6 separate regions of the Mus musculus genome follow, and regions 1, 2, 4, 5 and 6 are each linked to region 3. The links are chromatin loops, found by intact Hi-C in ENCODE. Cell type or tissue: left cerebral cortex. All regions are shown on one strand. Region 1 overlaps Rasgrf2 (RAS protein-specific guanine nucleotide-releasing factor 2). Region 2 overlaps Msh3 (mutS homolog 3). Region 3 holds the start of Zcchc9 (zinc finger, CCHC domain containing 9). Region 4 holds the start of Ckmt2 (creatine kinase, mitochondrial 2). Region 5 overlaps Msh3 (mutS homolog 3). Region 6 holds the start of Ssbp2 (single-stranded DNA binding protein 2).

The links. A loop is a pair of places that touch in the nucleus more often than their neighbours do. Peaks named below come from ENCODE experiments on the same cell type or tissue, not always from the same donor. Only the 100,000 strongest peaks of a DNase experiment are listed, where the experiment ranks them.
Region 1: it touches region 3 in a loop (2.3-fold over the local background); 7 of 42 quality-filtered maps call a loop at or near these places.
Region 2: it touches region 3 in a loop (20-fold over the local background); 11 of 42 quality-filtered maps call a loop at or near these places.
Region 4: a loop joins it to region 3, with 2.2 times the contacts of the local background. A loop is called at or near these places in 8 of 42 quality-filtered maps.
Region 5: it touches region 3 in a loop (4-fold over the local background); 12 of 42 quality-filtered maps call a loop at or near these places.
Region 6: it touches region 3 in a loop (4-fold over the local background); 6 of 42 quality-filtered maps call a loop at or near these places.

The regions. Positions count from the first base shown.
Region 1 is chr13:91,880,084-91,885,083 of GRCm38, forward strand. It overlaps Rasgrf2 (RAS protein-specific guanine nucleotide-releasing factor 2), which reads right to left. Exons shown (of 28, transcript NM_009027.4): 28 at 324-4,441. The coding sequence ends at 4,349. Among named protein-coding and RNA genes, the nearest start is that of Ckmt2, 5.7 kb to the left of the region's middle. In left cerebral cortex, a CTCF peak has its summit at 2,201; a DNase peak (open chromatin) is centred at 2,197.
Region 2 is chr13:92,337,213-92,342,212 of GRCm38, forward strand. The region is part of intron 8 of Msh3 (mutS homolog 3); the gene reads right to left. Among named protein-coding and RNA genes, the nearest start is that of Dhfr, 15 kb to the right of the region's middle. In left cerebral cortex, a CTCF peak has its summit at 774 (motif pointing left); DNase peaks (open chromatin) are centred at 76 and 554; H3K27ac peaks cover 543 bases.
Region 3 is chr13:91,806,977-91,811,976 of GRCm38, forward strand. It overlaps Zcchc9 (zinc finger, CCHC domain containing 9), which reads right to left and starts at 720. Exons shown (of 6, transcript NM_145453.2): 1 at 634-720. In left cerebral cortex, CTCF peaks have their summits at 266 and 2,682 (motif pointing right); DNase peaks (open chromatin) are centred at 332, 703, 1,505 and 2,777; H3K4me3 peaks cover 1,652 bases; H3K27ac peaks cover 1,930 bases.
Region 4 is chr13:91,872,736-91,877,735 of GRCm38, forward strand. It overlaps Ckmt2 (creatine kinase, mitochondrial 2), which reads right to left and starts at 4,150. Exons shown (of 10, transcript NM_198415.3): 1 at 4,087-4,150. In left cerebral cortex, no CTCF peak of the experiment used is centred here; DNase peaks (open chromatin) are centred at 1,994 and 4,827; H3K27ac peaks cover 1,786 bases.
Region 5 is chr13:92,344,099-92,349,098 of GRCm38, forward strand. It overlaps Msh3 (mutS homolog 3), which reads right to left. Exons shown (of 24, transcript NM_010829.2): 5 at 3,231-3,347; 6 at 2,635-2,752; 7 at 858-1,003. Among named protein-coding and RNA genes, the nearest start is that of Dhfr, 8.2 kb to the right of the region's middle. In left cerebral cortex, no CTCF peak of the experiment used is centred here; a DNase peak (open chromatin) is centred at 2,851.
Region 6 is chr13:91,460,422-91,465,421 of GRCm38, forward strand. Ssbp2 (single-stranded DNA binding protein 2) reads left to right here and starts at 676. Exons shown (of 17, transcript NM_024272.4): 1 at 676-827. The coding sequence starts at 766. In left cerebral cortex, a CTCF peak has its summit at 2,853; DNase peaks (open chromatin) are centred at 408, 640, 1,797, 2,056 and 1 more place; H3K4me3 peaks cover 2,871 bases; H3K27ac peaks cover 1,207 bases.

The DNA of each region.
Region 1 (5,000 bases), 73 kb after region 3:
TATCGTTACACGACATGAGCTGCCTGGGCAGGCTGGGTTCTCTGTGGCTTGAAGCAGCAGTCAGACATCGGCTGGGGATGCGACTTGAACAGATTTGAGAGCCAGAAACTGACTGGGAGAAGCAGATCCTTTATGTGTTTTTGGAGGACCCTACCTTCCAATTCTCTGCTTAGTAATTTAGTCTGAAAAGTGGGTTCTTCTAGGTGTTCTTTGTACTTGAACTGTAGAAGTAAAAGAATGTATACATATGGGAGCTGATTGACGTGAAGGGCATTGTCCACAGTGGGAAAGGGCAGAAATGAAGAAATCATGAGGCTTTTGAGTACGGAAGAAAGGCGAAGTTTAATTTGCATGTTGGCATAACCTATGCCTCACTTGGCAAGTGCTCGGCCACAACACAAATCTCTCCTTAGAGTTACAAATGACAGCAGATGTGCAAAGTAGCCAGATACACACAATGTGTTTCACTGACTATCACATGTGTTAGCACACAAAAGCACACACATACATACAAATAATAAGTACATTTACTTCCTCTGCAAAAGAGAGCTGCTGAGAATGGCAGTTACCTCACAACTGTACAGCACTTTAAAGTTTACATTCTGACCCCTTCGGTCATCAGGACAGTCCAGTGAGGTAGACAGCACGGGAATTATGATTAATCCCATTTTGCAGATGAGAAAAGTGAGACTTGGAGGTGTAAACACTGGCCTATGCTTTTCGGTGGGCAGTGCAGAGCTGGGCTGAGACTCATGTCTGGCCCAGTGCTGCTTCACCGCCAACTTTCTGGTTCAAACTAAAATGTGTAGAGACAGCGGTTCAACACTGTGAAGTAGGGTGAGTGTTTGCCTTGAGCAGACCAGATCAAGGACAGTCAATGGTCATCTTAATGCCATGCCCCGAAATGGAGCATCAGTGGAAATGGAAACCCTGCTAGGTCACTCATCTATGTGTCTGCACCCACAACAAAAGGTCCCTCTCTATTTTTGTTCTGTCCTGCTTTAAGATACCAGTGGCCTCTGAAAGGACACCCATTACTTTCCACCAACTAGAGCCTTATTTCCAGGAATCATGTAGTGGTGCATGTAAAAACATCACTAGACTTACAATCTTATTTCTCACAGAAATGAAAATGAATTCCGTTCATGGATCTCTTCCTTCTGTGGACAGTAGCCTGGCTAAAAACCATATAGTACATTATCTTTTATGCTGTTTCCCGACCATTGTAAGAATGATAACCCTTGCGGTTTAAATTTCAAAGAAACATATTTAAAACAAGAGATATTTTTGTAGGGGGATGACATTAAAGTTGAAAAGAAAAGCTAAATAAAACCTTTTTTATCTTTTTTTTTTGAATGTGAAAACTGACAGATTTCGGAATGGCCACTGAATTGCATTACTCTTTAGGTAAGATATGATGTCTGCTGACCCACGGTTTTGCCTCACCTAACATGAAAGAAAGGGGACAGCCCTTTGTCACATTAAACAGCTCACAGTGGAGGTTTCTCTTCCAGATGACCCGGCATCCATGATTTTCATGTTTATATGTAGTCCTTTGAGATGCACAAACAGCAAAGGAGACTTTGTGTTAGGGACACTCTATTATTTCCACAGTAGTTTAACAATCTCCTCTTTAAATTCCTCTGTTAAATTGCTAAAGAAAACTGACAGCATTGTGCTTCAAGCCTGAGACATGTGATGGAGGGCTTCAGTAAGAGATTTGTTTCTGTAGCAAGAGTAGAGATATCTTAGGCACCCCGAGGTCCTCATAGCCATGCCACTGACTAGCAAGATGATGTGTTCATTTGAAAGCATGAAAACAGGTTGATTTCCTGTTAGTTTTTCAGTACACGTGTTCGCTACTTCATATTTAGAAGCTGGTCTCCCAAGTGCTCTAACAAATGCATCTGCTAACGGAGGGTGCTGGCAGACAGACATGCATTACACACAATACACAGCACAGACATACGATACATGCATGCATCGTATCCACAAGGACATAGAAAGCTTCAAAGGACAGACACTTCCAACAATCACAAGAAAAACCACAAACTGCTCTGGTGAATTTTAAATGTGACCAAGTTGAGGTGTTTTGTTTCTAAATGTGCATTCCTGCCTTGGATAATCCACACATGATCTGGTTCTCTTTAGCTCTAACAAGCTGTAAGAAATTCCGAGTAAAGCATTGGCAGTACCCACAGATGACCACTGGGGGCGTTTCCAACATTCTGGGAACAAGCTCCATAGAAAAGCTGCATTTCAACAGGGGAGGAGCATGAGAAATTACGTTTATCTGTTTGTTTGTTTGTCCCCCCCCCCCCAAGAATGGCTGTATTGGCCTCTGGAACACAACATTGGAGAAATAGGATCCCAAACTCCCAAGCAAAGTGCACACAGAGTCATCCTCTGAAGGACAGGGACAGGGTGGAGTGGAGGCAGGGTGGGGTTGGAGTCAATGTGGGTACTCCTTCCCTAGTGGTATTTTTTCGTGAAATTGGTATGCTGTGGTCCTCACAAGAATGCTAATAACCTTTACTCCTTTTCTGTAAGATCTTGTTTGGCCTGTGAACACCAAGAAACAAGTCACAAGGTATGCACAGCTAGGATCCAGCATCCTATGTTTTCATCATGCATCACGATGCAGCAATCTCTTATTTGAAACCGAAGAGAACAAACAAGCAACTCGGGAAATAAATAAACAAAATGGGAAAAAGCATCCATAAGTGCCCCTGTGGGACTTAGTACTACACTGTTGGCTAATACGAACCAGCGAAAAGACGTCTGGAGTGGAATTCATATAATATAAATATTTTTCTCTCAGTTTATATTTCTCTATGCAGTTATATACAAGGATGACCACTACTGTGCAGGAAATGTACCTTCCCTAGTTCTATGGTACATTACCAATGGTAGCTCTGAAGCCAGCAAGTAGAAAGCACTAGCTCGTTGTTAGCTCTACCACATAATTAAAGTGCAAGGGAAGAGGGGAAATGACCAGGCAGGTCAGTCTTCATGGTCAGCATCAATAAGTATCATGCTTGTAAGAGAAAATGCCAGGTCTACTAGGCTCAGGTAAAAGTAACCCCCGCTGCCATTGCTGCCTTCTTTTAAAGCAGTGTCTCCTTGAGGCTAGGAGAGGGCGGTGATCAAGGAGAGCCTCGTCCCTTTAACAACAGACCATTGTGAGGAGGCTGAGCCCACTTTTCCAGGCTTGGGTGAAAGGCACACACCCCCTGCTCCCCCGCCCCAGATTTGGTTTTCTGCTGTAAGAGCTGTGGTGTGCTCGGAGCCATTACCCCTGCACTTACAGTATTCTTACGCAAAATGATCTCAAACCCATTTTAAACAAAGATGGCTGAGACAGGAGAAAAGGCTGTTTACCAACAGCACATGCAAGAAAAGCCTCACCAAAGAAAATCCCCACAGAATGCTCGCTTTAAAGTACAGCCAATGCTCAATGCTCATAATGAGCCCAAACAGGTTTGCACATCAGAAAATGTTTCTGGAGTACATTGGGGGAAAGGAAACAAGTGAGGCCAGCGAAGGTGACTCTTAGGCCTACATTTCCCCTTGGTTAAAGTCATTTCTCTTCACAGTATATTACATGGGCATGCACTTTACTGAAACCTCCACACTTGGCTTCTTGGGGCCACCAATGTCTCGATGAAGCCCCCACTCAAGTCTGTGGGACACTGGATACTTATAGTTAAGGAAGTGCTACCCACAGATACACTTGGTTTTTAATCTTTCATGGCCTGTCCCATTGCCCAAAGGCTAAAAACAGCTGTTTTTAGAGTACATCACTCCTCCCAGGCAAGGAGAACACACTGAGAACCACACCCATGCTGCGTACTGAAACTGCTTCTGTGCTGGGCTGAGAAAGAAAGCTTCAGGCTGGCCATGATGCTTGGCATAAAGGAACTGTAACAGAAGCGATTAAGAGGACTGGTAGAGGTGAGCCCAGGCTAGCAGAGTGACAAAGAAACATTGCAGGTGTTCTCTGTGGTACCTTGTCCTTGAGTTCTAACAGAACACGAGGAGGTTTACCTTCATTCCACTTCATTACAATTGTTACCAGCATCTCTATATTACATTCCATATACAAATTGTGCCATCAGCTTCCCTAAGCTTCAAAGTTTACACCTTCCCACCCCAGCCTGGGGTATCTGTCTTTGGTCCATGGAGCTGGGTTTCACTGTTGCTGGAGACAGATTTACAGTTCAGTTCCATCTTTGGTGGTGAAAGGAGGCAGGTGTTGTCCCTCTGGGTCCCCCCACCCCAACCCCCACCGCCATGTGTGACCCGCTTTCCACAGAATTCCAATGGCCTCAGGAACAAGGCCAAATCTTCAAGCAGGGAGTCGAGGTTCAATTTTGAGTGACAGCTCATAGAGTGAATCTTCGTCTATGACAAGGGCTTTGTCAAGCAGGTATTGTATGACCTGAAAAAAAAAAAGGGGAAAGAGAGAGACAGAGACCTTAGCTGACACTCCTCCCAGAAGATCAACTATACATTTTTTGAATTCATCTGACATAACTCAACATTTTCCCTGAGACACTTATGCAAAACAAAAATTAATGAACATATTATTATAAAAGTAGTCCTTTCCTAACCTCTGGTCCCAGTCAGTGTCCTTAAGAGCACATGTGATCTCAAATGTGTTACTGTGTGTTTATATGCATTACACATAATTAGTACTTACAGTATTAATTTTAAACTTGCAGTGGTAAACATTGGGTTTGGCTTTCTTTATAACACAGGCACGTGGGGCTCTCGTGGCTTACAGCTTTGAGAGTGCAGCCTAGCAGCAGCTGTCATAATGGCATACTGATACATACAGAGTTGCATTTTACAACAACACAGTCAGGGTGAAACCGTGTCGGCTTGCTTCATGCTGTTCATGTGTGCATGGGACAGATACCAGAAATAAGGAAATGAAAGGGCACTGGAAATGAAGATGTAAGGATGTGAGGGAGTTCTATGAAAACATATCTTTTTGT
Region 2 (5,000 bases), 530 kb after region 3:
CCTTACCTCTCTTTCTTCCTACTTTCAACTACTGACTTTCCCCAAGCTCTAGTGTCTCTCCTGGCAGTAAGCTCACCCACCTCTTCTTCTGACTCTCCCCCATGAATATATCTCCTTCCCTGCATTGCTTGGTTAAAGCCCTATGAGTTTTCCTCACTTGCCAAGATGAGCATTTCCTCTGATCAAGAGTCTCGCCGTGTGCCCGAGTCTGAATCGTTTCATTTTACACACTATGCACCTTTCTCCTCTCTTTCATCCAGTCAAGTCTTCCGTCCTGCAAATGTCCCTATGCAACCCACCTCCTCCACAGCCTGCTGTGACCAGGGTACGTCCATCTCTGTGAACTCAGACAGTCACCATGCTCGGCTCAGGACTCAATGGGAGAGCTAGTAAATACTATTAGTAACGGTTATTATTAGTTTAAGTAATGGTTTTCGTTCCTTTTCTTTTGACTATAAACATAAAACTCTCTAAACTAAAGCAATCTCAAAACTGCTGCTATTTTTTTCTCTCTATACAATTTGACAACCAATGGGATAATGGAATAGGATGCCTGATCCCCTCTGACAGACACGTGAGAAACAGTCTGCCACTATTCAGGAGTGTCTGATTCCGCTGACGATCATCTTTGTCTATTTGTTTTACTCTAAAAATGACACACTATACAAAATGAATGCAACTAGCTTGAGAAATAAATGGGAAGGATTTCATATTCTTAAAAAAGAAAAATCTTAACACAAAATATAAAATCCTTTGGAGACCTCTTGTGGTTAAAGTTAGGAATAAAAAGTTAAATTTTTAAAAACTGTTTTTTAAACTATATTAAATCTGCTATAATTCCAGGCAACTTTTGCATCTTCTCACATAGTAATAATATGTAATATCTTTGTTACCAGTAAAATACCCACCAGTACCTGACAAAAACTGGAGCTTTCACCTTCTCATCTAGTGCAGAAAAAGACGGGGTTACAGTGTGACTCTAGGTCTGAGAGATAAGAAACTACATGTCAGCACTGACACCAGACACCACTAAACTCACAATAAAACTTTCTTATCTGAAAATTGAACGTTACACTGCTGCCTGTAAGCCAACTGAGAACAGAAGTCTGGCAAACTATTCTTCCTGAGCTCTGTGGGTTTTAAAGTGGAGCAACTGTCTCTAATAAGAAAAATTAAGGAACTCACCTCATACGATGAAATAAAGAAAATGTAAATTTAAAATTGAGCACTACACACTTGGGAGGCAGAGGCAGGTGGATTTCTGAGTTCCAGGCCAGCCTGGTCTACAAAGTGAGTCCCAGGACAGCCAGGGCTATACAGAGAAACCCTGTCTTGAAAAACCATAAAAAAAAATAATAATAATAATAATTGAGTACTACAAATAAAATTTTAAAAAGATTTTGGTAAAAATAAAACATAGGTAAAACTACAAAGTGCTCTCAAGATGAGAAAAGATCTTTCAAATTATAAAAATAATAGGATGTTACCAAAAGCACAGGGACTTAATTGGTCCAAATACTTCACTAAAAACAACAAGTAGAAATAGCGAATCAAATATGTTACTTAAAATGTGTTTACTTGCCAGGCGTGGTGGCGCACGCCTTTAATCCCAGCACTTGGGAGGCAGAGGCAGGCGGATCTCTGAGTTCAAAGCCAGCCTGGTCTACAAAGTGAGTTCCAGGACAGCCAGGGCTACACAGAGAAACCCTGTCTGGGGGAAAAAAAAAAAAATGTGTTTACTTTTCTTGCAAGGTCCTTGGCAAGTCTCCAGCTCACCCGTCTCTAGGGCTAGGGTGCTCCCAAGTGTGCACACACAAGAATCAAGGGTCAGCACCAACAGCAGGGTCCTCTGAGGAGCCCTGCGAGCTCCCACCTCCTGCCCCACACTAGGATGATGGGATTCACTGTCACACACAGCTTCCCGCGTGGGTGCTCACAAGCTGAACTCAGATCTGCACACTTGCACAGCGATCGATCATTTGACCCACTGACCCCCTTCCACCTTGAATTAAAATATAATTGTTAAATGTTTTAAAGGAGTTGTAAGATTATTTCTTGAAAAATAAATAAATATCAAGGATCAAAACTAACAAAAGAAACCTAACAGTAGTCGAGAAACTACATCCTAAAAGAAATGTGCAAAGAGAAGAAAAAGAAGGCACAATGTACTCTAATAGATGTTCCAGGAGAGACTAAGGGAGGCGGGTGTGGTGCAGCTGTAACCCCAGCATCCAGGAAGAGGAGGCAGGAAGATCGGGCACCCCTCAGATACACAGGGAGCTGGAGGCCAGCCTGGGCCACATGACAACTTAAATTTAAAAAGAAAACAATATATACATGTATCCTGAACCGCATCCTGCCACCCAAAAAACCAGTAAGCAGGGAGCCGCAATAGTAAAGGGGAAATGGCTACATGTTTGTGGTGGTGTAAATGAGAGGCCTCAGTCTCCAGCACTGGAACACTTGGTCCCCAGTTGGTGGCTGTTTGGGAAGGTGTGTCATGGGAGCAGGTTCTGACATTTCAAGGCCTTGATTCCAGTTCACTGTTTTGTGCTTTGTGTTTCAAGTGTGAGCCCTCAGCCTCCTGCTCTTGCCATCAAGGACTCTAACCCTCTGGAACCATAAGCCCACGTAAATCCTTCTTTCTATAAAGTACCTTGAACAAGGTACTTTATCATGCAACAGAAGAGGAACTAAGACAATTATTTTCCCTGAGTAGTGAGTTTTCTTGGCCAGGCCCTATCCTAGAAACTTTATGCATATTATCTTTACAACTCATCTTTATAGTGAGCACTCTTACTTCCTGTATTTTATACAACAAGGACACAGGAAGACAAGATAGTCTAATTGATTACTCAAAGTCACTAAGGCAAAGAGACAGATTTCCATCCAACCTACGACCTTGTGACGTCTGAAAATCTACCACCTTGTTCTCTATAGACATAAATTAGGTACAGGTTCTCATAGAGACATAGGCTTAATTCTCCACTCTTCATGAGCAAAAGGTACAGAAAGAAAATTGACCAGGAATGGAGGCTTACTTGGTCAGTAAGCGTGAGCAGAATTATAAACCAGGAATGCTAGCTAGAGAAATACACTAAGATGGCCTGAAGTCGTTAGATTCCTGAGTCCCAGTCAGCCAGCATCTCCAGCATGCCAAACCCAGGCTTCTGACCCTCATCTGACGTGAGCACGAGGATGCCATCAGGCAAAGTTCCTTGCCAAACAAATCGCATCGTGTCACTGTCTGCTTCTGCACAGACAGGGTTTGGCTTTCTTCTTGTTTACTTTAACTTTTATTAATTTTTATAAAAATAATTAGAAAACAGAAATCTAACACAATGATTAAAATGACCAAATTCTAGATTAATCTAAATTAATTAAATATACACTTGGTTATGAAGGAAAATAAACAATATTAAAGGCATGAAACACAGTAAATGTTCTTACACTTAGGAATTTCTTTTAAAAGTCTAAGAATTTATTCAACTTTAAGCTCTCCAGCATCAGCACCCCTCATAAATGAACTGTTAGACTTTTAACTGGTCAATGTTGAACACAGAAGAGAATCAAGAACAAAAAAGGGGTTTTCAATTTTCTTACAGTTTTCAACCTATAATAGAAATAATAAAGATTATTCAGATAATCCCTGTAAATGTTCCAAAGAGTTCATGAAGCCCCTGGACCAGTATTATCTATCAATTTAGCAAGCAACCACAATTTGTATAAATGTTTCTAACTTCTGACTCAGAAATTCGGGAAGGAATTCAGAATGCACACAAACGCGTCTGCAGATGCTACCGCACCACCTGAGCAACAAAACTGTAAACACAACCGAAAGCAGCAGACACATCGCGGTCCACTCTACAACAAATGTCAGACACATCATGTTTTTGAAGTGTTTACTGAAATATTAGCAGACAAAAGGAGACAAGCAGTAGTCACTAAAATTTGCTTCAAGATAAGCACCCCAGGGAAAGAAGGGTGTGGCTGACCGGGACTGGCTCCGGCCTGGGGCAGGTAGGCACTGGCGGATGGACTGGTGGTGTCTCACTACACTAATGCTCCCTTAGTCTCTTCTGAAATGTCTACATTCATGTGTCTGAAATTTCCCATGAGAAAACAGGGAATTGTTAAGCTAAATACAGGTACAAAGCTATATTTGCTACATGAACCTAAGTTTACAAATAAAAAAGTAATACTTATAAAGAAATAAAACACCAAAGTGCAGTTACTTCTGTATTTGTGGAACTGGATTTATTTTATCTTTCTTTTTGTAATTCTTAATTCTTCTAAGTAAGTGCATATTAGTGCTATCATCAGAAAAACAAACTGTAAAATCAAGGCCTGACTTTAAATCAGTTTGATTTAGTCAGTGGCTTGTCATCCCTTCCTTCATGTAGATGGCACACAGGCCTACCCATGCTCCCTGCCCTTCTCTCACTCTTCCACAGAGGCACCTGCCTGTAGAGCTAACACGGCATGCATTGAGAATCCAGCAAGGCGTGTCCAGTCTCACACATGCATCTTCTCCTCTACTTGCTTCAAAATAAGTGCTGTGATATAAGGCCTAGTAAATAAAACTCCTCGGTCCCTCCCATGCTGAAGAGAAACTCGCAGCACAGAAATTATACAGACATTTAAAGAAATAAGTTCTAGATTACCTGTAGAATATATTCATAAATCTTTAAACAATATAATTAAGTAATATGATAAATCCCTTTAGAATGACTGTCATTTATAGTCCTATACAGTTTTTTCCTTTTAAAAACTCTATTATTGGAGCCAGGGTAGTGGTGCTCACCTTTAATCTCAGCACTTGGGAGGAAAAGCAGATGAATCTCTGTGAGTCCAAGGCCAGCCTGGTCTACAAAGCAAATTCCAGGACAGCCAGGACTACACAGAGAAGCTCTGACTCGGGGAAAACAAAACAAAAACACTCTGTCATTAGGATATAATTACCATAAGTAATTTCTGTAAGAATAAGCATTGGTTTGGGA
Region 3 (5,000 bases):
TTAGAGATTTTCATTTAGAATGCAGATGTAAGCAGTTTTAAAAGGAGTGTATTTTAAGACGAATTATTTGGCTCCAACATAAAATTGAGTATTTTACTTTGCATACTACCTAGCAATTCTGAGAACAGTTTCTTTTTCTTCTTTAATGAATGAATACACCAGACACAATCAAAGGATTATTTCAACTACCGAGTTGCCACTTTCAGGGCAGCATCCAGTGTGCCAGGCAACTTAAAGCCTTGGCACCAGGAGTCTGCAACATGCTTTCAGGGCCGGTGAGTGACGCTGTATGCCACTTTACAGTGCACCGGTCCCCCGTCACCAAGAGGGCGGATCCTCCTCCCGCACACCCGGAATGTGAGACTCTGGGTGTCTGGAGGGTGACACGGGACAGCCGGACAGCCCTGGTGCCCCCGCACGCGCGGCATCGCTTCTCCATGCCCGCCCCAGCACTGCGACCCGCGGGCACCCTAGCAGGCCTGCGGGGCCCGCTCCCAGCAACGGAGCCGGCGATCCGACAAGCTAGCTCCCGGGCTCTGCCCTCGCGATCTCCCGCAGGAGTCCGGCCCCAGTCGGCCAAGGTAGCACAGAGGCGCCCACGCCTTAACCGGTGGTACCCGCGTAGCTCCTTACCGGGTCTGAATCCTCCAGAGCAGCTGAGACAACGAACCAGAGAAGCCCGGCCCCGGATGAGATCGCGGCCATAGAGACCGGAAGTGCACCGTCTCCACGCGTCACTTCCGGCAGGCCAAGCAAGGGAAGCGTGAGGTGTTTGTGGGTCTTAAACTGGGGAAGGTGGCTGGCTTGTGCCAGTTTGTGGGTCGTGTAGTGTTTGTTTGTAAGGGCGCTGCACTGGAGTCCCCGGACACAAAGATAATGAGCGCCCAGTCTGTGCGGTCCCAGAATGTGCAGTCTAGATGACGGAAGGACTCTTGGGAGGAAGGTCTTCCTTACACGGTCCTTTGAATTGGACAATATATTTCAATGAATTTGAAATAGTAGCGAAATAGTGAGAGAGAGAGAGAGAGAGAGAGAGAGAGAGAGAGAGAGATAGACAGAGACAGAGACAGACAGAGACAGACAGAGAGAGGGGGGGGAGAGAGAGAGGGAGAGAGAGAGAGGGAGAGAGAGAGAGAGAGAGAGAGAGAGAGAGAGAGAGAGAGAGAGAGAGAGAGAGAGAGAGAGAAAGAGAGAGAGAGAGAGAGAAAGAGAGAGAGAGAGAGCCGAGGCTCCGCAGTGTCAGCGCACCAAGAGAGTCGCTGAGATGCAAGTCTGAAGAGACCTTCGGAGCACCTATTGCTTCTGAGTGGTACTTCATGATTGCCCTGCCTGGCGTTAATTCACAGTTGGTGGCCGGAGTTCATTTTTCAATAAAATTCTAGTCCTCCGTCCTATTAGTGCTCCCCCGCCCTCCCTCGCTCGGGAAGCCTCCCCCAGGTTTGTTCAGTGAGAAACGGCATGGACGTACACATTTAGTCCTCCATCAGGCTCTGTTTATTTTGCCTCTTAAATATTTGATCCACTGCCTCTTCTCGCCTTTTGTCTCTACTGACTGTCCCGTTCGTTCCTTGTCTCAGCTTTCACTGTGTTGGCCCGAATTTTTGCAGCTCATCTGGGCAGACGTTTTTGCCCAGATGTTTTACACAAGTGAACTTTTGAAAATATAAGTCAGAGCGCCAGATCCAATTGGTGTCTTCCAGACTAAACCCCTTCCATCTTTTCTCAATGTTGAGATGATATTCAAACTCTGGAAGAGCATTTGTTACAATCTCTGTCCTATTTAAGCTCTGTACGAAGGGGCCTTCTCCCATCTTCTTTTTGTTTAGCACCAGGATTTACATACGCTGTTCTGCTTACATAATACTCTGGTTTCTTTAATTATGTTCTGTTTCAAGTCTTCCAAGATTTTATTCTTATCTAAGCCTCTGAAACATCCTCTCCCAGGCCATGCTTTTTGATTCTTTTCACAGAGGATTGTATAATAAGTTTTACTGTATCCTGATTGCCTCTCACATAATTGATCCCCATTCCTTACTACATCCGTTAGCTGGATAAAGAGTTAAAATGGGCCCAGTTTTCCTTAAATGGAAAATCAGTGTCAGAAAAATATTGTGATTTGGTATAGTAAATGCCACAAATATCCCAGAAAGTTTAAAAATACAAAACAAAACAAAAACAAACAATCCTCTAGCTGTTGGGAAATGAACTGCTTAAAAGATGGGTGATGGGAGCCGGGCGTGGTGGCGCACGCCTTTAATCCCAGCACTTGGGAGGCAGGTGGATTTCTGAGTTCGAGGCCAGTCTGGTCTACAAAGTGAGTTCCAGGACAGCCAGGGCTATACAGAGAAACCCAGTCTCGAACCCCCCCCCCCCAAAAAAAAAAGGGTGATGGGCCGGGTGTGGTGGTGGACGCCTTTAATCCCAGCACTCCCAAAGCAGAGGCAGGCAGATCTCTGAGATTGAGGCCAGCCTGGTCTACAAATCGAGTTCCAGGACAAGCAGAGTTATACAGAGAAACCCTGCCTCTAAAAACAAAACAAAACAAAACAAAAAGAAAGGTGTGTGATAATGCCTCTTATAGCTTAGTGACCTCAGCCAGCTGTCTCCAATACTAACATTTTAACTAAGTGTGAAATTTTATTTTCTGTTGATGCCTAGCCTTGAATATAATATATACCACTAGATGGCGCATTCAACAAAAATGGTGTCCTTTTAATGCTAAATTTCCTTGAAGATCTGATTTTTGGAAGTGAGGGAACACTTCTGTTTTGATGATTAGTAGTTGAGTAAACAAATCATATACTAAGTCCTCAGGATTCATGAGGAAGCGTTAGTATTCCTACTAGTAGTAGCTACTATTTACTGAGTACATCTACCCACTATCCTGGGAGGTAGCTATTGCTTTTTCCATTGAACAACGAGGAAATAAGCCCAGAGAGCTAAAGTCACTCAAGGTCACACAGGCAGTAAGAAACAAAATGAAACTTTGAACCAAGAACTCAGTCTGTATTTATGTACTCTTCTGTTTTGAAATACTGCAGAGCATTGTCTGCTTGTAATCACTTAAAATATGCTTTATTGAGTTATCCATGCCAATGTAAGACTTAGGGTGTATATTGCTTATAATTCAAGAGATTATACTTTTATTCTATGTCTCTTTTACTTATTGATATAAATATATCATTTCATGACAAAATGTAAGAAAGATGTTAAGTGAGGAGCTAAGGGTTTCATTATCAAGAGACATGCTTCATTTTTTATATTCATATTCATGCCCTCAGAGATACAATTCCAAGTGTGCTTTATTAGTCTCCTCGCCATCTTTCAATTCTTTAAAAAAAAAAAAAAACCACGATTAATCATCATATAATCATCAGGCAAGGTCTTTAAGTAACATTGCATCTATGCTCAAGGAGCTAAGTAAATGCTGAAGGTGATTTCGGCAGTTTGGAAAAAATGTTGTAAATGGATCGTGAGATGCTCAGTCTCTGTTTAAATCTTTATGTTCTGGGGATTGAAATTCAGCTAGCATGGCAAGTGGTTTGGCCATTGAGCCATCTCCCCAGTCCTGTTCTATTGTCTGAAAATACCAAGGGTTCAAAGTGTATCTCAGTTGTGGAGCACTTGCTCAGTTCACAACGACCACCTCTCCCAACATTTGATCCAAAACCACAGAGAAAACTATGCATTCACATTTTGGTAGATACCACCTAGTCATCTGTTCAAGCTTGTACCGAGGTATTCACTCAGAGGCAATGCACGAGAGCAGCTAGATTCTCATCCTCACCTGAAGAGCACATTTACAAACTCGAGCTGTTGCCAGGCAGCCGAAGGTGAGCATGACCTATAGCTGTATGCAGTGTCTGTTCATTTACTACAAGGGGGGTTGAGCTTGTTGCTGCTTCTGAAAGAAAGATGAAATTTCAAGACCTGTAAGTCATATAAAGTACTCAGAAATTGCTGGTTGTTTGTGAGCCTAGAGGCTGCCTGGGGCTGAGAAAAAAGAAAAACAAACCTGGGTATGCCCCGTAGTTAAAACATTCCTGGGAACATCTTGACCATAAGATAAAGGGGAATGTGAAGACATAACAGGGCTATCTGAACTGAGTCAACAACTCACAGAACTCTGACACCCTGCACGTACATGTAATTTTTCTGCTGATGTTTGAATAAGCCAATAGTGTGTCGCTATGCTGAACTTCACACCCCTAAGCCCCTTACCCCATAAAAACCCTTAGCTTTCGAGCCTCGTGGCCGACATCCGTTATCTCCTGTGTGGGATGCATGTCGGTCCGGAGCTCCGTCATTAAACGACCTCAAGTAATTACATCAGGGTGGTCTATTCATGATTCTTTGGGTGCACGCCGGATTGGGAATTGAGTGGGGGTTTCCCCACTAGGTTCTATCACTTCACAGTTTCTTGTGTTTCCTGTAAGCCAGCAGCTTATATTACTTAACAATTTCTTCCTTCATCTCCCTTTTAAATTAATCTTCAGTTAGCATATCAATGAATGGGTTTCATCGTGGCATTCTCATACACACGCGTTATGCTTAGCATTCACACTATAATTCAAATGCTGTCTTTAAATATCATTGTAGGGAAAAGGTAATACCAGACACTTTAATATTAATATGTAATAATCATCTGTCTAGCTGGCTAGATAGTGAGCATGCAGAACTAATTCATAAAGACAGAATGGACCCAAAATGGAATGGATCCTCTGTGTCTTATTTTAACTATTTAGGCTTTGGTTTTACCCATGATTGTTATATAGCTGGCATTACATTTTTATGGAATGAATATGAAGATGGATAAATACAAAAAGGGAGGTGTTTTCATGTTTGGTAAATGAATGGATTGTAAATCAGAGTGCTTTAAATTAGTTGGATAATATGGTTAAAACAGTAATGACTACAAGATACGGGAAGAAACTCCCCGAATTACGTAGCCCATTCTGATCCCACAATCATTCTTCACTAGTTTTGCCTCATAGACGTAG
Region 4 (5,000 bases), 66 kb after region 3:
TGAGGGACCTTGGTGCATGGTGGGCTGGATTTAGAATCACCTAGATAGCTCTGAGAAGTGCTGTGGGAACCTGGAAGAGGAAACAAGAAGGAACCAGCAACATAAAAGCATCCGGGCCTATTGTCCAGCATTGTGCTTGGGAGGAGAGATGAAGCCCCAGGACGAAGACAGAGGTAGAAGGATCTCAGGGCAACTCTGTAGTGGCAAAGGAGCCAGGTACAAACAGCCCATAGGGGGAAAGGTCATAGTATGCTGTGTGCTTAGAATATGGGAGATACTGCAGCTGTTGCCTCCACTTTGCTAGACACATGGTCTATGATTCATTCCTAGATATCAAAGAAAAAAGAATCTCATAGGAATGAGTGCACATAATTATGGTTTTGTAACAGCAATACAACACACACACACATACACACACATACAAACACACACATACAAGCATATATATTTGCTTTGTGTGAGCATCAAGAACACTATAGAAGATTATTCGTGAAGCACTAAAGGGTTAGTCCACAGCTATATATTTGGAGGAGTCAAGTCATTCGTTTTCCTCCTAGTGGAACCTGAAAAGCATCACTTAAGCACAAGTACAGTTATGATATAGAAGGAGAATGATAGGCATAAAATCATTTGTGTGGAAATATCCAGGCATCTATTTGCCCATCTGCAAGAACGATCCTGCCCGATGCATGTCTTGACTCGGCTGCCCAAACTAAGCCACCGATGTTGCCCAGGGAAGCTCAGCTGCCTCCTTTCTGTGATAGTGTGGCAAAAAGGAAGGAGCAGGCTGCAGTAGGCACTAAATAAATGGGGACATTTCCCTAACATCTTAGGGTTGATCTTTACTTCCTCCCCAAGTCTACCACCTCAATGATCCCAAATATTTATCTAGCCAGCCTTGGATGCCTCCTTTGAAAGCCTATTTTTTTCAGATTTTTCAAAAATCATCTTAAGTCTTTCATTTAATTGCCAAACTTCCTCCTTTCTTTCTTAATTGAACTCCTACTCCAGCCCAGTGTTGCAAAGGGTTTGACAAGCATCATTAGACTTTGCAAGAATCCTGCCACGCAAGCTTTATTTGGCTGAATGGAAGTCTAGTGGCCGTTTCTAGCTCCAAGTGCCACAGCCTAAAGCCAGATTTGTTACCATTTGTCACATGACCCAGGTTCATGTGACCCCAGCACCTCACCTACAGTCCAGCCTTGGCCAGCAGTCAGAAGAGCACTGCTCTCATAAGTTCAGGACTTAGGTGTGCCCCATGTCACTCCAAGAGCCCAGAAACACTTTTACCACAACCATGCCAAGACACAGGATTGTCACCTTGGATCACGTGACTCCTCCCTGACTCCCAGAACATTTGAAGCGTGTTCTCTTCCCTTCAGGCTTCTACAGAAGTGCCTGGGATTCCAGACATTTCTGTGCACACTCCACTCTGACATTAGGCACTCGGTGTGCCTGCCAAGCCCCGCTAAGGACACTACACTGGCCTTGCCTTTGTTAGAGGCTGCAAGGACTTCATTTCTCTCTCTTCCCATCTTCTCTCCCTCCATATAGGGCTAGATATAAGAGGGAGGATGGGAGAGCGAGGTATTGTCTATAGCTCTTACTAGGAGAGGCTGAGCATCTCTTTCCTTAATGTGGAACAGCTTTTTTACTCTTGGTTTGAAAAACATGCTTTTTTACAGCATCTGGATAAAATTGTGTAGAATTTTGGAACTCTAAGCCAGGAAATATTTATGTGGGGGGCAATGTATAAGAACATAGCCTGACTAAGCCCAAGGTAGTGGGCTCACGTTCATGCCTGCATTTCTTCTCTGCAGCAAAGAAAGAAAGCTACAGCGAGCAGTTTAGGCAGAGTGCTAAGGAGCTGTGATTTTTTTTTCTTTTTTCTGTCCCAGTTGGTGGATTGGATTCCAGATTCCTGATTTTCTCTCTGGCTCTGTAACAACATGAACTAACCCACTCCTGAAGCTTCTGTGCCCTCTGGGTGCCCTGGAGATGGGACGGTGTGTGCCTTTCTGCTGAATCAGAGTTATTTCTGCTCCATCCTTCTGCCTGAGCTTCACCAGGCTAGAAGACAGATGAAAGGCGGAAGTCGTGGGGCACCAATGTCAGCTGCCAAAAGTCACCCCAAACGGAAGGCGTACCTGCTGCTTTCCAGCACCGGAGGATTTCTGAGCAAATTCATGATGCTAGTCTTGTAGGCAAGCAGAAATGGCTGTGGCTTCCTAGTTGTAAGATGGCACACGGGTCCAATTACCTCATGTGACAGGATGCAGGATCAACCTTAATGGGCACCCCTGACCTTCTCTGTCTGACTCAGCAAGTAGGAAGTCATAAGCCAAAGACATAGGGTTCATTTGGGATGGCATGGGATCCTTTCAGAATTATCTTTCAAGAGAAAACATTTCCAAGAGAATAGGAAACTAAGGGCCACCCTGTCCTCTGAACAGCTGTAACAGAGTGGGATGTCATCCTCTCTGATGATGCAGGGGTTCATATGACCTCCAACAGTAACCTTCAGGACTGGCTCTGTGTGGGAGACCTGGCTCAACAGACAAGAGCTCCCAGAATGCCAGACACTGATTCCACATGTGACCTCAAGGAAGACTAGTAGATTTTCCTCTGCTCTATGGCAGAGATGAGAACTCAGGGCCTCTGGGGTTGGACTGAGTCAACCCCAGACTCAGCCCCATTCTACCTCTGACCCCACCATACCTCCTTATTCCAAATCCCAACCCCTGCTTCCTGGCTTTGCCTCTGCTACTTTTTTTTTTTTTTTAAAGAGAGGCTTCCCTGGTCCCCTGTCCATGCTCTGACACTGTGATTTTACCAGGAAGCTGTGCATAGCTTAGCCCACAGACATGACTGGCTCCATGCATAGATAGGGGCTTTGAAAAAGGTGCCTCTCAGTGTGAGCAGCAGGCAAGGCCTCAGCAGCCAACAATGTCTGGTCTTCCTGCCACCCCTGATGTCATTTTCTCCACGAAAGGACAGAATAGAAGGACACAGATGGGAGAGGAAGTGACAGATGTCCACTGGGAGAGCAGCCTCCTGGGAAGTCTACAGTTAATCTAACAGCACGTTGTCCTGACTGCCCAGCTAGCACTGTGCTGGTCATAGAACCTGGCTGTGCTTTTGGAAGGTTCAGAGGACAGCAGTGAGGGTAAAGGGTGCTTTGGTTTGTTGGGCTAGTGTCACTTTTCATACATTCAAAGCAGAGCTTCCAAAGGCATGGACTTCACATACAAGGGCAGGGTGACAATGACAATCCTCCAAGAGCCAAGCAACTAAGTAAGCCATATGAAGCTTATTTTTCATTTTCCTTCTAAAGATGGAGCTTTACGTAGTTCACTTTCAGTATATTAACTCTTTCAGGACTGAATCTCTGGCAGTAGCATTAGCCAGTTAAGAGGAATCCAGGCCACTAGTAACCAATTTTGCTCTTTTGGAGAGCCTCAAATCAACATAAATTTTCTAGCTAATTCATGCCAAGTCATTAGGCATCTCTTTTGATGCAACTGAGGAAAAACACTACCAGACACGAGTGGATTGGTCTCTGCAAATTATTAGAGAATGAAATGTAACATCTAAACTTATCACTTACCCCACGTTTTGGGTCAAAATCCCACATTTAGATTTTTTTTCCACAGAATTTTCTTTTCTTTTCTTTTCTTTCCGAGACAGGGTTTCTCTGTGTAGCCCTGGCTGTCCTGGAACTCTCTCTGTAGACCAGGCTGGCCTTGAACTCAGAAATCTGCCTGCCTCTGCATCCCAAGTGCTGGACTAAAGGCGAGCTCCACCACTGCCCAGCTCCACAGAATTTCTTAATTTACTATGAAACAGAGGCACTGTGAGCTAAGGTTCTGGGTTCGCTGGTTGAGCTGCCAGTGCTCATGCCCAGGGAAAAACGTGATTCCAGGCAAGGGCAACCCTCTTGCCACATCACGTTCCCATTTCTATCTGGCCCACCGTTTCTTATTAAGCGTTGCCTACATGGTTGTGGGTCCCATGTGCTAAGGCTCACCATGGTTGGTTCTAGTACTGTCCTTTAGAAAGACCATGCATTTGGAGCATCTGACTGACCTTGAAGCTGGAGGAGTCTGTCGTATCCAGATCCTGCTGCGTGCACACAGCCAAGAAGTGTAACAGGAGCCTGTGGGGCTCAGCTTAGAAAAGGCTACTTTGCTGGGCGGGACTGGAGTCCTTTTCAACCAATCCCTCATGAGACCTCCACCCCACAGACTCCCCCAGCTGTGTCCTTGAAGGCCAGCCTCTGACTCTTCTGCTATTGGGCCAGGTGTCCTTTCTAGAACCTGCCATTTCTATGAAACATTTGCCTCTCCCTGAACGGGCAGACCTTTGACTTGGCTTGCCAGTCTGGTCTGCAGACAGTTGTTACTCTGAGAGGGAGTTCCTCCCTGCAGCTCACCTGGTTGGGGCCAGTCCTAGCTTAGGGTACAAGGGTCAGCAAAGGAAACTACCTGCTAGGAAAACACTTCTCTCGGAGGGGAAAGGCTGGCCCTGGAGAATAAAGGCTAAGAGGAAGTCTCAGGTGATCTATTTCCAGCTGTTAGAAGCAAACAGGAAGGCCTCCTTACAACTTGTTGTCTGGGACTTGGGTTCAGGGACAATCAATGATCGTCACTATCACGTTCAAGATCAGGATATCTGAAACAGAGACTAGATTCTCTCACCTTCTATTCACACCAGTTTATATGACCACCGCACAGCCTAGCAGACCGTATCCCTGCTAAAAATAGCTTCCTAGGGCATCTGCTAAGTAAAGGTTCCTATGAATAGCAACAAACCACCCGGGTTCTGGACAGCAGCCCTGCCATTTCAAAGGAGCTTGCCTCTGCTTCTCCTGGCCATCACGTACTCAGCTTCCGCAGCCATATCAGCGTCACTAGCTCAAACCTCTCTCTCCCTTCTTAGCGTACAGCCAGACCCAGAGAGTTGTTGGATAGAGGGATAGGGGACAAGAATCGTGGTCCCTA
Region 5 (5,000 bases), 540 kb after region 3:
CAAATGGCCTTACTGTTTGTAGATGGGGCCAACTGTCTACAATTAAATAGAAAGTATATCTCATGGGGGAAACATTCATTTCAGCCTCCCCCACTCTCACAGTCTTGCTAACTCCCCGAGAGAAGAGCTTACTGGCTAAGCAAATGTCAGGTTAGCACAGTTGTGTGGTATGAATAATGTATTAAACGGTACACGGAAGACCCTGATGCTTTAGGAATGTTTGTTAACGCTGGTCACTGACTGTAGATATTGACAAAGCACAAAGAGTGGTTATAAGGGAGTCTAATACTCCTGAGGGGCACAGTCTTAGACCTGTAAGTGGATAAATCTGCTCAAGAGTGGGCAGAATGCAAAATTAGTACTGCTACAGCTCCTAAATCACACTGACCGGAAGACGGGGTGGACATATCTCTGTATTACTTTAGTTTGCTGTCCTGCACCGGCCACTTAATTGTCTCCCTTAACTCTCCATCCCTCAGAATCTAATTAGCCACGTAACCGCTCCCATTAGACCACACGTTAGAGGACATCTCTGGAGCCCTTTGCTAGCCATGCGCATGCTGGGTAAAGCATTTTGTCGTGCTATCAGGTCCCTGTCCCCCTGAACGCCCATCACTGCCACCATTTTCAATGGCACATAGTCTGAACAATCTGAACCACCCACCAGCACAGAGGGCCAAGTAACCAGAAAAGAAAACCGCAACTAATTACTTGATGGGTACTGTTGTGAGGGAAATGCTTTCCTAGTAAGGTCCCTGGGAGCACTTCCAAATCCTCATGACGTACCGCTCACGACAACGTTGGCACACGAGGTACCACGAACACCCACCACTCACTCTCACCTTCCAAGGACTTACCACGATACCAACGGAAAGGTTCCCCTTCTTTTTGTCTTTAATGTTCTCCTTTTCTTCGTAGATACACAGAAGATAGTTGGTAGATGTATCTGTCATTACCTCATCGATATTTACAGAATCATCCAGCCTGATGAGAGGATTCACATGTAGTAATGATTAAAGAAAAATCCCATGCTGCTTCATGCCCACTAAGTGATAAAGGGTTATTTCCTCACGCAGCATTCTTCCAAGGACAGTCACAGTTGCATGGCGTCTCTTCGCTGAACTATAACAGGTACAAGGACAGGTAACTATTATCTTCTCAATTCCAAAGGGGCTAGAGGTGCACCTGCAACCATGTGGGAGCCCAAAAATGAACCCATTTTGCTGGGTCGACCGTGGCACTTGACTCCTTAACAACCCAGCAATGCTACACAAAGCAAAGGACACACACTCAAAGAGCATACATAAATGCCCGTCTCTAAAGTGCCTAGGACTCTAGAAACATCAAGAGAATTTTAACATATTAAACAGAGGCATACATTTACATATAGGAGTGTGCATGCTCAGACACGTAAAAAATGAATCCCATTAACCAAAATTCTCAAGGGTAAAAGCTTATGCTGGACAAAATCATCCTGTTTTCTCCATGCAGTCCCACTGGGGAAGCCAACCACTCGTAAGGGTAGCATGCCCCATGCCCAGCAGCAGACGGCCAACAAGACAAACGCAACCACATCTTTGGAAGTAGCAATTTGTTTATCTTAATTTTACAGTCTTTTGAGTATATAAGCAATAAAGCTTCCAGCTGGGTTTTTGTGGGATTCCTGTGTGAGCTATTGGTGTGCGCCTCTGCGTCTGTATGTGTTTCTGTTGCTTCTTCTCTGGGAGTTTTTGTTGTTTAGTTTTGTCCTATTCTAATTTTTTTGTCTTTGCTTTATCATTTGTAGTTGATTTTATTATAATTTATTAGATGCCTGTTTCCTTTCTAAAAGAAACAGAAAAGATGTGGATTTGAAATCTATTTTTAATAAAAGAAAAAATTAAAAAAAGAGAGACTTGACTTACTATCTAGTAAATCTTTTTAATTGCACCTTGTTCTTATCTTCTAAATAAATATTTCACTTCATAAAATAATGGGTCCAGTATGTTGCCCAGACAAGGATAATCCCAACCAGAAAGGCTTAAGAAGAAATTCAAGACCAGCCTGTAATACACAGTGAGACTGTATCTCAGAACAAAAAACTAAGAATCTTATTATTATGCTTTTGAAGTTACTTTGCTTCAACTAACAAAAAGAATTTATGAGCAATGATAAACTTTGGTATAATGATTGTACACACTGAAGCCTGCAAGAGAAAATTTCAACCAACTACCCATTTCAATAATTTGTTTATGACGTCAATTAATGAAGACAATCTCACATTTAATTGTGTCTTAATTTCGCCTCTGGAGTTGTTTTCACATGAAGTCAGGAAGTTCCTTTCAGGTCTCATGTTAGCAAGCTTCTGCGGAGCCAGCAAAGCCCTGGACACCTAACACGCCCCCACAAGGGGATGGTTGATTGCTCTCATTTCTTTTTCTTGCTATTAAAGTACAATGTACTCTGCTCTCACTGTGACAATGGACACATACCCGCCCTCTCCTCGGTGACACACCCACCACAGAGGAGTGCCTGAACAACTCAGCAAGCACACTGTCATTAGAGAAAAGGAAAAACTGTTCAGTTAAATTTGTCATTTTAAAGCAAATCCCCCCCTACAACAAGAAAGAGGAAGCTTCTATCCTAAAAGGATATCTTCACCAATAAGTGTGGATTTCGTATAAAGAGCGGTCAATTTCCGGGAGAAGACAGAACTTTTATTGTCTCCGATGGCCTTTAATGCGGCAGTTTCAGTTTGCTTCACAACTCCCACCTTCAACAAAAATAAGACACACTTACTGCCAAATCCAGTGAACCACTGTTTTTTTTTAACAAAGTTTCAAACTGTTAAAATGTTCTTTCTGAAGCAATGAAAATAAGGAAACATCCTCCATGTCCAGATGTAGAGCAGAAAGAACCCCAAGCAACTGGCAAGTAGATAAAGGAAGAAACACACTGCAGTGGCGGACACTCCAGGGCTGGCACGGTAGAGCACGCCTATGTGCCCAGCGCTTGGAGGACTGTGAGTGAGTATGAGTTCAAGCCCATCCTGGGCTTTACAACTTAGACTCTGGTTCAGAAAAAAAAAAAGAAAAAGAAAGAAAGAAATACAGACACAATGCTAATAACTATAATGCATATTAATTTCCCATAATCCCAAGATCTAAGGCTAATACCACTTCATAAGACATGATTTCACTCTCTAGAAGAGAATCCCAATTCCGTTCCCACAAATCAAAGCCAAAGCTAACCTTGTACCCTTTGGCCACAAGTCGGCGGACATGCACGAACAGTCTGTGGGTAGGTATGCTTGCAGTCATAAAGTTGTGGTCTAAGTGGCAATAAATATTGAGTTCCCGGGCAGCAATCTAAAAAGTGTAGATACAAGGCATGTCAATAATGTCTATTCAAGGCTTCCTGTCCAAGGTTTGTTCATTTTTTAAACAGTTCATCATGTCGCATACATGTAGGCTCTGACATTTATTTCTCTAAATACATAATCATCATAAAATGTTTAAAAGATATCCCCTGTATAACACATATGGTTTCATCTACTTTGGGCACCTCCAACAGGGTGACTTCAGAGCCAACATCTGTATATCTAAATCCCAAAAACACAACTGTTCTTCTTCAATATCCTCATAATACACAAATGTTTCCAAAGCCTTAAAATGTTCAGTCTTCCCTCTAGTAAGAGCCTGAGAGTATAATGGAACAAGACATTGTTATGTAAATTGACCAGCTAAATACCTGACAAGTAGAAGCCACTACAGGGCTTCTTAGGTGGTGTGTCCATTTATACAGAGGAAACACGCCTTTCCGATGCTACAGAGCATCTTGTCTCAGTTAGGGGTCACACGACTATGATGAAACACTATTGACCAAAGAAAGCTGTGGAGGAAAGAGCTAATTTGCCCTTTACTTCCATATCATAGTCCATCACTGAAGAAAGTCAAGGCAGAAACTTGTGAGGAACCGCCCTCACATTCGCCATTATAAGATGGCGCTGACAGCTGTGTTCTAAGTAGTAAACATAATCTGCACACGTGCAGGGGCAGTTTTCCCGCCATGTGTTCTGCCTTTCTCGTGATGACAACTGGGCCGATGGGCTGCAGCCAATCAGGGAGTAATACGTCCTAGGCGGAGGATAATTCTCCTTAAAAGGGACGGGGTTTTGCCATTCTTTTTCTTGCTCTTGCTTTCTTGTTCTTGTTCTTTTTCTTGCTTTCTTGCTCTCTCTTGCTCTCTTGCTCTCTGGCTCCTGAAGATGTAAGCAATAAAGCTTTTGCCACAGAAGATTCCGGTTTGCTGCGTTCTTCCTGGCCGGTCGCGAGAACGCGTGTAAGAGAAACTCATACAAAGCAGGAACCTGGTAGCAAGGAAGACTGCACTGAGGCATGCTGTTCACTGGCTTGCTCATTGTGGCTTTCTCAGCCTGCTTTCTTCTACACCCAGGACCACCTGAGCTAGGCCCTCCTCCATTAATTACAAAATTAATTACAAAAAATTGGGGAGGTGGCATTTAAGATAGGGTTTCTCTGTGTAGCCCTAGCTACCTGGAACTCACTCTGTAGACCAGGCTGGCTTCAAACTCAAAGATTTGCCTGCCTCTGCCTCCTGAGTACTGCCCAGCTAAAAATTTCATAATTAAATTAATTAATAAAATGCCCTATAAGCTTGATACAGACTGATCTTATGGAGGCACTTTCTCAATTGAGGCGCCCTCCTCTCTGAAGATTTCAGCTGTGTCAAGTTGACATACAGTGAGCCAGCAAACACACACACACACACACACACACAGACACACAGCACACATATACACACAGGTTACATAAATAAAATATTTTAAGACAGAAAATAAGATCTATTAAAAGAGTCTATGGCTACATAAGAAAAGTATCAGTTAGTGCTTGGAAACACAACTTGTAAGCAGACCTAGTCGTGAACACCTTTAATCTCAGAACTTGGGGGTGTCGAGGCTGAGCAGGATCAGAAGTTCAAAGCCAATGCAGGGAGCATCG
Region 6 (5,000 bases), 350 kb before region 3:
ACGGTGCCTCCCAGGGAGAGACAGAGGTTCGCTCAGTCCTTGAGCCAGAAGGTCGAGGGTTCAGAGCGGGCGTCCCCGGCCTGCTGGCCCTCCGGGAACGGGATTGGGGCGACACCCCAGACAGGAGGGATGAGATCAACCGCGGGTACGGACCCGGGGTGCCTGGCCGGAGAGGAGCGGGAGAGGAGGTTGGCGGGACCCCGGCGCCGGGTCCGCGGGTCCGCCTGTGGACTCGCCGGGCGCCCCGAAGTCTGGGGCCGCCGCGACTCCCGTTCCGCAGTCGCTGCCAGGCACTCCAGGCCGCACTTTCCCCTCCTCCCCGCGCCTTCTCTCCAGTGAGGAGCCGGGCGCGGGCGGCGCGGGGGGCGGGGCGGCGGCGGAGGGAACAGCCAGTTGTTTAAAATCCTTCTAGAGCAGTTTCTAATTCCCCCCTAGCGCCCGGGTTCGGAGGGGGAGGGGGGAAGGAGAGCGGGAGGGGGAGCGCGGCGGAGAGGGAAGGAGGGAGGGAGGGAGGGAGCGGGAGAGGGAGGGAGGGAGGGAGGAGACTGCCGCTTAGGCCGAGCCGCCGCCGCGCGCTCCGGCAGGCCGGAGGGAGGGGAGGCCTGTCAGTCTCGCGCGTTGCCAGGGCGAGGAGGGCGGAGCTCTGGCGTGGGGCGGCCAATGGTGGGGGTGGCTGCGTGGGTCGCCATGGGGACGGGGCTGTTCCCGGGGAGGCTGTGATGGGTTGACAGGTGCGTGACAGTGGGAGCTGCTCTCGGCACAAGCATGTACGGCAAAGGCAAGAGTAACAGCAGCGCCGTCCCGTCCGACAGCCAGGCCCGGGAGAAGTGAGTGTCTCCGCGCCGCAGCCACCTCCGCCTTCGCACGCGCGCACACTCGCGCACGCACTCGCACTCTCCGGGAACCGCAGCCACACGGCCGCCCCGCCGCGGGGGAGCCGGGGGTGGGCTGCAGGGGGAGGCGCGGGGCGGGGGCGCGCGGCTCCGGGGAGCGGCCGCCTGCCTCCACGGGGGAGCCCCCCGGGTGGGTGGCCGCGGGCAGCGGGCGGCGGGAGGGACGCGCGTGGCGGGGGGACGGCGGCGGCGGGGATGGAAACTTGTTTGGGTGGTTGAGGGGAACCACCCGCGGCTTCACCTCCTCGCAAAGTAACTTTGGAGCTGTGGTCCAGGACGGCCGGGCCGCGGCGCGCGGCGGGCCTGGGGGGCGCGGGCTGCGGGGCGGCCGGGGTCCGGCGGGGCCGCGGCGGGGGCCCGCGAGCGTGGAGAGGGGAGAGGACGGCGGGCCGGGCGGGCGGAAGCGGGGCCCCGCGGGGCGCGGAGGGCAAGTGCGGGCGTGGGCCGGGCGGGCGGGCGGGCGCAGAGACGCGGGTCCGCGGGTTCTCCCGGCGCAGGCCGAGCTGGCTGGCGGGCGGGTCCGGGGCGGCGGGGGAAGTTTGGGAGTGGGAGCGCCGAGTTCCCGGAGGGAGAGTGTGTGCTGGCCCGCGCGGGGTCGGTCGCGAGAGCTTGGCGCTCCTGCCTCCCGCCGCACACCGGCTCGGCGGCGGCCCCAGAACTTTTTGAGACTTGCGGTGTCCCCGGGGGTTGGTGGCCGCGGGCGCGGAGGGCAGGTCCCGTGGGCCGTGGCGGCGCCGCGAGGAGGGCTGCCCGCGGTGTGGACCCGACGCGGGTCGGCGTGGGGGCTGCGGCAGAGATGCTGGGCACAAGCCGCTCCGCTGGGTCGTGGGGGATACAGGTGGTAACTTCGGTGGGAACCCGGAGGACGTTGGGGAGCCGAGGTGCCACGGTCGCGGCACGCTGCGGAGCAGGCTAGTTGGCTGCTATTCTTGTGTACTTGTAACGGCGATTTGGTTGTTACTAAAATGAGAGCGAATAGTGACTCTGACACCGAGGAAGAACCCTCCCCCCCCCCCTTTTTCCTATGTGCAGATGTTCAGACTGATTCCCTGTACTGGGTCTGCTGGGGGCGGGGGGGGGGCGTCAAGCTTATCCTTGTCATTGAACATACTGTCTTGCTGAGGGGACTCAGGCTGGGGGAGAGCAAGTCCTTCTCAGAGGTACTCTGGGTCTCTTGCATACAAAAACAGCTTGGTAAATAAAAAAATCCAAATGTGTAGGCTACGGAGTTTACCCCCCTTGCTTAGGCAGTTAGTCATACCCTTGAAAGTTTGTTGTGCCCCAGGGAGGGGAACATGTTCTAATCTTTGTGTTGGCAGCAATACACACACAATTCCCATAGGGTTTAGAGGTGGCAGGCCCTGATGTAGGAAAACAAAACACAACAACAACAACAACAACAACAACATTAATGGAGAGATGTTTTTGATTCCTTCACCCCTGGTATTTTAAAGATCTTGCTGTGACAAGGAATATAAAAAACATACAGTGTTTATTGCCTGGTTAAGAAACTGTAGTTACTGGACTTGGAGTTCTAAAATATTACTGTGTGCTTATTAATCATTTGGCTGTAATATATCTGATAAAAACATCTGGAGGAGGATGCTTTAATGTTTATAAAATACCCGAATTTCACAGTTTGAGGAGTGAAAGGAATTGTATGTGATTCATTGAAAACAGAATCTTGTTGGGGGTTGACTGAATTTGGTATTAATTTGGGTTTTAGCTGGACTCCCATGAATAGCTGATATTCAGCCTAGTCGATTCCTTGGTCTCATGACTTTAAAAAAACAAAAATAAAATTGATTTTCAGTGCAGAGACGACAAGGGAGTTAGATTTGGTATGTTTTGGTCCTTTCCAGCTCTAATTCTGATTCTGTCACAAAAACAAGTAATTGCCACTTTACTCTCATCTGCCAAACTGAACACCAAGGAACATCATTCTTAGGAGCAAAGCGACGAGGGCTCGGCTAGATGGTGCTGTTTGATTTAAATATCTTTCTTCCATTTACTACAATTGGCAGTCGAGTTCTTAACTCGTTTTGCCTTGTGGACTAGACAGGTGAAGAAGCCACTTGAGTTGACAGTGGCTGTCTGAGTTTATTGTTTCTGCGTTAATTTCTAGCAGATCTAAGACAAACATTGAAGAACACCCTATTTTTATAGAATCAATGTCATGGGAGAGTTGATGTGATCACTGTTGTTTCTGTTTACTGATATCAGTATATTGATTGCAGAAGATGGGAAACTTAAAGTTGCCATTAAACGTATGGGGACGGATTTTTGTTTTTAATTTTGAAGGAAGCAGATTTGAAGAGTTAGCCAAGATAAATAATTCTCTAGTAAGCAACTTAAGACCGTTCCAGTCTTAAAAGTCACAATTAGTTTATATTTTAGTAATAAGTATGAGTATATCTTTATAAAACAGTTTTGCAGAATGAGTTGTGAGTAATGGCAAAGACGGAGTGAACATACTAGCTTTATAATCAAGAGTGTGTTTTCTCACACAGCTTCACAAAGGGAAAGCTGGCAGTCACTTACCTGAATTTAAGTCTTTGCTTTGTCTTGCAATAAGAAGTTACTATATAAAGTATTTGAAATTAATCCATGGCTTGTATAATTTATAAAATTTTGTTTTGTAATTCTGAACATAAAAATTGGCTAGGGTCAGGTTAATTGTGTGTTTTGTTGTTTTACAAAATAAACAGGTTAAGCCTACTCAGAGGTTTGCAAAAGGTTTAATTAGGGAGAGTGATTGAACAACCCTGGAGGAAGGTGGGCTGTTCGCATAGAAATTTTAATTCTGATCCTGATAGATTATTGCCACTGGCTTTAGTACTTCCCTTATAGCACTGACCACGATAATCAGTGTTTCTTTTGAGTAGGGAACAATACTTTTTATTTCTCTCTTAAGGTGGTTTTTTGTTTTTGTTTTTTTGTTTTTGTTTCTTTTACATTAAGAACCCTGTCTTCTAATACTGGAAGTTGCAGTTTCTTGGTGATGGATATGCCAGACTCAAAGGAATCTTTGCAGTGTGAAAAGTTCTCATTGTAAGGACATTCAAGGTTGAGTTCTATATTCTTTAGCATGGTTTTATTTAAAAAAAAAAAAAAATCCTGAACAGGAATCCAGAGAAGAACTGTTGTGTTTGCCACAGTGTATGCCAACTCTGTGTGGAGAGGTTCATCATGTTTATTTTCTCTTTATTCATATTTCTTCTTGTTCTCCCAATAATTCTGATAGGTGGCTTTTTTCCTTCTCCCTTTATGTAACAAGACAGATTCCCTGTCTGATTAAGTAACTACCCAGGGATAAGATGCTAGAAAGTAGGAGAGCTGTGCTTTCAACCAAGGTTTCTCCAGCTTTTGCACTTGTCATTGAAACTGAAAGATACAGTTTCAATGACCAGGTTACCTTCTCTATCTAGGATAGAGTGTCACCGATTTAGGAAACAGTATTACATAATCAGATATAACAGCATCAGGATTTTGTCAGCTGTGTAATCTTGACCAAGCTGCATCCTTGGGCTTATAACTTTCCATGTTGGCAGGTTGCAAGTATGTATGTGGTGTGGAAGAAGGCAGAGAAAATATTTAGAGATGGAAGTTAGAATCCTAAAATAAAGAAGAATCCTTGTCTCTTGAGACTTTCCATTTTGTTTGATCACTGACAATTTCAAATTAAGTATAATAGTTGTGAGCAGTTTATGAAATATGTTTAAGCCACACCACTAAAGAACTAGTGATAAGCCAATACATACTGATACATTTATTTATTTATTTATCTGGGTCTCGTGTGGCCCAGACAAGCCTGAAACTCCCAATGAAGCAAGGATGCCCTTCAACTTTCACCCTCCTGCCTGCCTCTAGCTCAGTGCTGGAATTATGGGCGTGTATCACCACACCCATTTTTATGTGGTGCTGGGCAGGCTCAGTACCAACCGAGCTACAGCCTCAGCTTCTCATTTGTTAACATTCTGTTAGGATACTGAAGAAGAATTTGCTAGGAATTGAAGATGGGCATGAGAGACACATGGTAAACAGTAACTTTTATCAAGGAGTTATTGAACATAGAAATTAAACTGTAACATGGGGCACGGAAAGGTA